Regions from separate parts of the Homo sapiens genome. Here region 1 is linked to region 2. Evidence: chromatin contacts called from ENCODE Hi-C data. All regions are on one chromosome and are shown on one strand. Each heading gives the region's core, a stretch centred on a gene start or an enhancer-like site at or near the end of the contact. The rest is flanking DNA. Distances are from core to core; before and after follow the strand shown. Region 1 holds the start of PCID2 (PCI domain containing 2). Region 2 holds the start of ARHGEF7-AS1 (ARHGEF7 antisense RNA 1).

What was found. A loop is a pair of places that touch in the nucleus more often than their neighbours do. Pooled maps may share reads with other maps.
Region 1: a loop to region 2 is called in a map with no recorded cell type, with 12 times the contacts of the local background. The contact joins the promoter of PCID2 here to the promoter of ARHGEF7-AS1 in region 2. A Hi-C loop is called at or near these places in 2 of 37 single-sample maps with no recorded cell type and 7 of 50 pooled maps.

What each region holds. Positions count from the first base shown.
Region 1 is chr13:113,206,201-113,209,918 of GRCh38, reverse strand. It overlaps PCID2 (PCI domain containing 2), which reads left to right and starts at 1,250. Exons shown (of 14, transcript NM_001127202.4): 1 at 1,250-1,320. The coding sequence starts at 1,285. CUL4A (cullin 4A) reads right to left here and starts at 306. Exons shown (of 20, transcript NM_001008895.4): 1 at 144-306. The coding sequence starts at 291. RefSeq lists silencers at 1-50, 111-440, 541-810, 1,071-1,360 and enhancers at 895-1,544, 1,545-2,195.
Region 2 is chr13:111,146,864-111,150,832 of GRCh38, reverse strand. ARHGEF7-AS1 (ARHGEF7 antisense RNA 1) reads left to right here and starts at 2,268. Exons shown (of 3, transcript NR_046516.1): 1 at 2,268-2,307. The region is part of intron 1 of ARHGEF7 (Rho guanine nucleotide exchange factor 7); the gene reads right to left. It overlaps LOC101060553 (a long non-coding RNA gene), which reads left to right. Exons shown (of 2, transcript NR_120398.1): 1 at 1-817; 2 at 2,128-2,636.

The DNA.
Region 1 (3,718 bases), core at 1-2,500, 2.1 Mb before region 2:
TAGCCACCCCCGACCCGGCCGGCGCCCCGGCGCCCCCGCTCCCGGGGCCCGCACGGATCTCGGGGCCTTCCCCCCAAGTCGGGCGGGGTCTCGTGGGGTCCCCGCCCGGGGCGCCTGGCCCTCGACCCGGCCGCCGCACCCACCTCGGAAGTTCTTGATGACCAGCTTCTTGGAGCCGCCCGCGCCCCCCGGCTTGGCGGGCGCGGCGGCCAGGGCCGCGGGCTTGGTGAGGCCGTTGGTGCGGCCCACGAGCGCCGAGAAGCTGCCCTTCCGCGGGGCCTCGTCCGCCATGGCTGGGCCGGAACCGCCGCGCCCCGCCCCGAGCGCCGCCGCCCGCCGAGCTCCGCTCCGCCCGCCCCGGTCCGCGCGGCCTCCGCCCCGTCCTCCTCGCGCGCCCCGCCCCGCCCCGCCCGCGTGCCCGAGCCCAACCGCCGCCGCGCCCGGCTACTCCTGAGGGCTTAGGAACGCGCGCCGGGAATCCCTCCTGAGGGATCGGACTCCCCCTAAGAGATTCGGACACCCCCTCCTGGCTCGAGGGCGCGCGCCGGGACTCCCGTCCTGAGGGATCGGGACCCTCACCCCCGGCTCCGGGGGGCGCACCGAGACCCTGCCCCCAGGGCTCCGGGCACCCCCTCCTGGCTCGGGGATGCGTGCCGCGGGCACCCCTCCTGAGGGGATCGGGAGCCGGGACACCCTCCTGAGGGCCCCGGGGCGCGCGCCTCCTGAGGGCTCGGCACCCCCACCCCGGGCGTGAGACCACCTCGAGGGCTCAGGGGTGCGCGCCGGGACGTGCCCTAACTCCTGCAGGCTCGGGAGCGCGCGGCGGAGGCACCTTATGAGAGCTCGGGAGCGCGCGCCATGTCCCTCCCCCTCCCCCTCCTCGGGCGCGCGCGCCCCGAGGCCCTGGCCCAGCCAGGCGCGGAGGGTCCTCCGCGGCCTGGTTTTCACAAGGGGCAGACGAAGGGTCAGCGCAGTGAAAGGCAGTTTAGCCGTGGGGCTGTCCTCGCCACTGGACCCCAAACCCCTCAGCCCGGGCGGGCCCGAACACACAATCAGAGCCGCTGGCGTCCCGGCTGAGAGGACGGGGCCCCGGCAGAAAGACCCCGGGCCCCCTCAGCCCGAGCGCGTCGCCGAGCCGGTCCCCAGGTTCTCCCTCCGGAACCAACCTGCGCACCCGCGGCGGGGCCGGGGGCGCCAGGACCCAGACGGACCGAGGGCCGGAAGTGACGCCAGCTGGCCCGCTTGAGGCGTAGGGGGTGGCGCTCTCCGTTCGGCGGCGCTCCCATGGCGCACATTACCATTAACCAGTACCTGCAGCAGGTGGGTCCTAGCCGGGGAGCGCGCGGCGGCGTGGTTGGCCCTCGGCGTGTTCCGTGTGTCCCCTCCTGCCTTGGACCCTCAGGCCTTTTCCTTTCCCGCCTCGCCACCCTTCTTCCGTTCGGGTCCCCGGCGGGCAGCCGCGCGAGCCGAACAGCGGCGGCCGGGACTCGGGAAGGCGGCCCGAGTTCTCCCCTGCAGGGCCGCCGTGGGGGCCGGGCGGTGTCCGTGGATCGCGGAGTCGTCGCGGTGTAAGTAGACGCGGCGGTCCCAGGTCGCTGCCCTCACTTGCTGGCACGTGTGGCCGCGCTCCCAGGCGGTCCGAAGGGCCTGCGGGCCACGCCGAGGGCCCGCTGTGGGCGGTGCTGTGTCGGATGGACGCTGTTTCCCAGCAGGATGCGGGATGAATTCGGGGACTCCAGGAGGCGATGGAGGAGTAAGCGCGAGGCTGTGGCCGTGCTGCAGGCCGGGCTCGTGCCCCTCGTCCTCGCTGTCGTTTAACGCCCTTCACTCTCCGAGCACAATGCACACTTCATATCGCTCGGTACATGCGTCTGACAGATGTTGTTCAACAGCTTGTAAGTAGCAGAAGCACAGTTAAAAGATGGACACTTGTAAAGATTCAACGCATATTCTTTCCACTAAACTATGCCTGTCTTCAGAACCAGCACTGTGGTAACAGGGATAGGAAATATAGGGAATGGATTTTTAAAATATTTGAAGGAAACATTACCAAGACGTGGTGAATAAGAATGGGTGGGCTGAGGGACACGGAGGAGTTAAGAATGATTCCCAGGCTTGTAATCTGGGAAAAAGATGAATAGAGTGGATTTGGAGGGAGAAATAAAGTTTTGGGCATGTTGAGTTTGAGGTGTCTGTTGACAACTGGGTAAAGATACGTACTTGATAGCTGAAAAGTCTGACATGATTGGGCCCAGCAGTTGCTTGGTTAATTGAGAAAACTGGTTAAAACAGGAATCACGAAGAAATGGATGTATGTTTTTAACTTAAAACATGAAAGTATACATTCACTTGCCAATTTTTTTTTTACACCACTTACCTCAAGTTCTATACTTGCCAATCTTTTGATGTAAGCCCAGGGCCTTTTCTTTAGGCTGTGTCTGTTTTGGCCTAATCTTAGCAGACTTAACATTTTCCAATATCAGTTTATTTAAAGTTAAACAAGGATATAGGCATTTAAGAACCAATTTGATACGATTATCTTTAGAATTTTCTTAATCTTTTACAATTTTTCCCCCATACCTAATTATTTTTTTAACAAACTCAAGTGAGCCTTTTAAAAACATACAACTTAGCTTATAGAGAAACAACTGTTTCCTTTTGCATTCATATTTCATTGATGAGCTTAAAAGTACATAACTACCATAACAGGTTCGGGTAGCAAAAATAGATTTGAGAACAAACACATCTGGATATGAGAACACATACAACTTAGCTGGCAAAAGCTTGCGATGTATTAGAGTGAAGCCTACTTGCTGAAAGTCGTCATCATACCTTGGGCATCAGCTCGTGTATTTCAGGGAGGGATTGGAGAGAGTCATTTTTCCAATTCAAGTCAGTTAAAGTGAGACTGATAAGCGAGCTTCTACTCTATGTGTGTAAACTGAAGTTTAAACAGACAGATTTGGGTTAAAGATACAAACCTGAGACTCCTTCGTAGTCACATGATGGGAAAGACTGAGAAGGGAAGGGGTGACCCAGGGAACAAGTAGAGAGAGTAGACAGGGGCTGGGCCCAGGATGGACTTCTATGGAGATGTGCATGCCTACATCTCCGCAAAGGGCAGTGTAGCCACTGGGGTGAGACAGCAAAAAGTCCGCTTCCTCCTAATTCTGATGGATAAAAATATTTCTGGTTGAACTGGCATGTTACCTAAGTTTTATGTATTAACAGATTCTTGAATATTTTAAGAAAATAGGTGCCTCTTCGATACAGAATGGCAACCGGTTATACATGGTAACACATGTTTGATTTGTTGTATAGGAACATAAGTGCCAATGTCACTGTATCTCTTTGGGAATAAAACCATCATTTGCACATTCATCAAAGCTAGGAAGTTGGGGGAAATCATTGACTCCTCCTTTAGTCTCAGCAAATAGTCCTTTACCTAATTGGATGTATCTCCGAAGTCTCTCAGATCCATCCCTTCTTTATCTGTTGCCACATGCTCCCCAGCCAGGACGCCCTGCTGCAGGTACTGGTTGATGGTTTCCTTTACTTTGCCCTTTCCAAGTGAGACACAGCAAAGAGACCATAGACTTTAAAGACAATAAGACTTCAGCCCAAATCCTGGCATTTTTACTAATTCTGGGACCATGACAAGTTATCTAACTTCTGTGACTCTCCATCTCTAAACAGGCTTCACATAAGTTGTGAGAAT
Region 2 (3,969 bases), core at 1,019-3,518:
TCACCCCAACAAAGAAGTTCTTTTCATGCCCCCAATACTACATCTCTCGTCCAGCCCCTCAGGGCATAATACAAACTTTCAAGGCACACTACACGAGGGAACTTTATTGTAAAGCTTGTGAGGCTCTTGACGCCAACAAGGAAGCCACCATGACAGACTACTGGAAATCACTCACTATACGCAGCATTATTGATTATGTTGGCACAGCGTGGGACAGCATCAAGCAGGCTACTATCAATAACTGCTGGGAAAACATTTGGCCAGACTCTGTGAAAACTTTTCAAGGCTTTGAAGGTGTTTCAGAAAATATAAAAAACAATGTAAAAAAACAATGCATATTGCAAGGCAAATAAGTGGAGAAGGTTTCAATGACATGAAGGAAGAAGATGTGGAGGAAATTTTGTCAGAGAAGGCAGTAGAACCCACAAACAAAAACCTGGATGAGATGGCAAAACATGGGAGCATAGTCAGGGATGAAAGTCACCCTAAGACTCCAAGAATTGTCCTTCTCACAGCAGCCAAAATATCAGAATAGAATTCTGCCTTGGAAAACATTTTCAATGACATGGAAGAATGTGACCCTGTACTTGAACGTGGCCTCACATTTAAGCACCTCACTTCCACTGCATTTATCCCTTATTCTGAGATGCTTAAAGATTTGAGGCAAAAAGCCAGGCAGACAAGGCTGAACCAATTTTTCTAGCCAGTTTGAGAGACAGTTGCCAACACCATCAACAAGTTGCAAAAGACAAACTCCTAAGGTAGCTCTGCCAGATCACAATGTGCTGCTCTTACTGACATCTTCCTCTTGTGCAGGGTGAGTTCCACCAGCCTCTTTTGATTTTCATGGGGCAAGCTAAGGTTGATAGGGTAAACCACAGTGCACTCACTGACCATCACACATCCTGCAGCTCCATTACAGTAAGACTTTAGTTAATGTGTATAAAACTTTAAATGCTTAATCTTCACTTAATGCTTTTTTCAGGACTTTATGTATTTGTTATTACTGTGCTATACAGTATAAAGCATGTTCACAGTATTCCGTGTTATGTGAGTACTGTATATGTATGTGTATTGTGTGCATGTGTGTACTTATGACTGAGAATTAAACTAGTACAGTCATAGGAGTACATAATGCTGTAACTGAAACACAGTGTTTATTATAAAGAAATACTGCATATGAGTACTTGTAAGAAATTTATATTAAATAAGCTATCTTCAAACAAAAATACACATAAAACAAGGTTATGTATTGATTGGTTGGCAAAATGTTCTGGCCAGAGTCTTCGTGGATCCTAACGCTATATTTCTCCTCAGAGCAGTGTTGCATTTGTCAGTAATTCAATGATCAAGGTAACTTTCTAGAACATAACTACCACAAATAATGATAATTGACTCTACATTTAAGAGTATTAAGCCATAAGAATCTAATTGCTATGATTTTTTTCTGAACTGAGTTAACACAACTATTATGAGTACACAAATGATGAAAACAATATGTTACCATTTTTATAAATTATTACATATAAAAAGCAAAGTTTTATCTGGAAGTGTATTTCTTTTTCTTTTCTTTTCTTTTTTTTTTTCAGAGATAGTGGTCTCACTATGTTGCCCAGGCTGGACTTGAACTCCTGGGCTCAAGCAATCTGCCCGCCTCAGACTCCCAAAGTGCTGGGATTACAGGCGTGAGCCATCGCACCCGGACAGAAATGGTTTTTTTAATGAAATGTATAGGGCTTTTTTTTTAGTTTGTTAATTTACCCCTGAATGACTATCACTTTTTGCTAGAGTGAGGTATGGCCCAGCATCGCTTGTTTTCCTGTCTTGGAGGATTTTTATGCAAACCCGGAAAAACTTTGTTCACAAAAATAAATACTTGAAAACGCAAGGAGATTTGTCATGATATATCTTAACTCTTTGAAGTCTTCTGAGTTACATGGACAAAGTCCAGATATGGTCTCTCGTAAGTTAAAAATATTTTAAATCATTTATTAACATCTTGATTAGGTCTCCTTTGATTTCTGTGAAAGCTAAGAAGTGGAAACCCCTGAGTAGCAACATTTCAGTCGTTAAAGTCATTGACTTCTTAATACCATCAATATTTCTCATTGTCTCTTTGTTACATAGCCTGGAAGTTTTCCATCTTGCAGCAGTGCACCTCAGGAAGATGACAGGTGCAAAGTCTGCCTTTCTGTATGAATTGGGAGAATGGCCATCATGAGAGAGGAGATGGGACGGCCCAACCAGCTTCATGTCTTCCATGGCTTGGCACCTTCTAAGGCTAGTCAGTTTTAGGTGACTGTGTATGTAAGTTGAGGGTCTGGAAGTGGATTCCCTTAAAACCATCCTGTGCCTGCATATCCCTTGAAAAATATTTCTGTACATGTACATGGGTACCTGTAGCAAGCTAGGTCAAAGAACACTGTACCTAAAACATACTTGTTTGGAAAACTGTAATGTCAAAGAGTCAAAACTTTATAGTAAGTAGTGCCTGGCTGTATAACAAATATGTTGTGTCACACTGGACAAGTCACTTGACCCCTTGGGTCTATGCCTTTGTCCCTGATTTAAGGCTAACACATCTTTTTGCACAGAGTGGCTGGGAGGATGAAATGGGTAATAAATTAATCCAGCAATATTGGGCTTAGACTCCATGGCAGATGATGGCATAAGCACGGTGAATGCAAAGAGTGAGACGCACAGAAGCTTGCACACAGCATGGCAAGTGTGGCCACGGAGATGTAGACTCAGCACTACAGAAGCATGGCAGAGGGAAACCTAAATTCTGCAGAGATAGGGCAGGGCTAGAGGCTTAACCAGCATAAAAGGTGACCTCGGCTGGGCACGGTGGCTCACGCCTGTAATCCCAGCACTTTGGGAGGCCGAGGCGGGCGGATCACGAGGTCAGGAGATCGAGACCATCCCGGCTAAAACGGTGAAACCCCGTCTCTACTAAAAATACAAAAAATTAGCCGGGTGTAGTGGCGGGCGCCTGTAGTCCCAGCTACTTGGGAGGCTGAGGCAGGAGAATGGCGTGAACCCGGGAGGCGGAGCTTGCAGTGAGCCGAGATCCCGCCACTGCACTCCAGCCTGGGCGACAGAGCGAGACTCCGTCTCAAAAAAAAAAAAAAAAAAAAAAAAAGGTGACCTCTGAGTTGGAAGGGTGAAGAGGCAAATGGAACTGCATCTCAAAGGTGTGCCATTTTGGCAGTCCAGGGTGTTCTCAAGGATGGCGAGTAAAAAAGGGCAGCTGAGATCATGGGTGAAGCTGTGGTGGAAAAACATGTTTGGAATATTGTGATACAAACAAGATGGCTGAAAGTCCCTTTAATATTTCGCTGAAGAAGCTATACAAACGAATGGTCAGTGAGCACGTGAAAAACAGTTCAATCTCTTTAGTCATTAGGGAAATGCAAATTAAAACCACAGATAACACTGCACCCCACCAGAATGGATCAAATGGAAAGGGCTGACAATATATCAAGTGTTGGCAAGGATGTAAAGTAACTGGAATTCCCAGACACGACTAATGGGAGTGTAAATGGTATGCTTAGAAAACTGGCCGTTTCTTGCAAAGTTAAATATACATCTACCCTAAGACCGGCAATTCCTTTCCTAGGTATTTACCCAAGAGAGATGAAAGCATAGGTCCACTGAAAGCCATGTACAGCAATGTTCATAGCTTTATTTATAATCAGCAAAGCCTTCACAATTCAAAGGGGTGGGGAAGTCTGCTTTCTCATGTAGTCTCCAGAAATATTCAGAAAACTCAGGCCTCAAGTGACCAACAACTCTGCCCAGTTCACTTTTCAGAAATCCTGTGCCAAATTCTCCGTGGTAATAAACTCCAGGCTTTTCCATCAAGAACTCTAACCAGGCAGAGACATAGTCCCAGAATCATTACAATTTTCCTTCAAAGTATGCCTTTTGTACTTAATATTTGATAAGCAGTGTGTGTGATATGAAAAT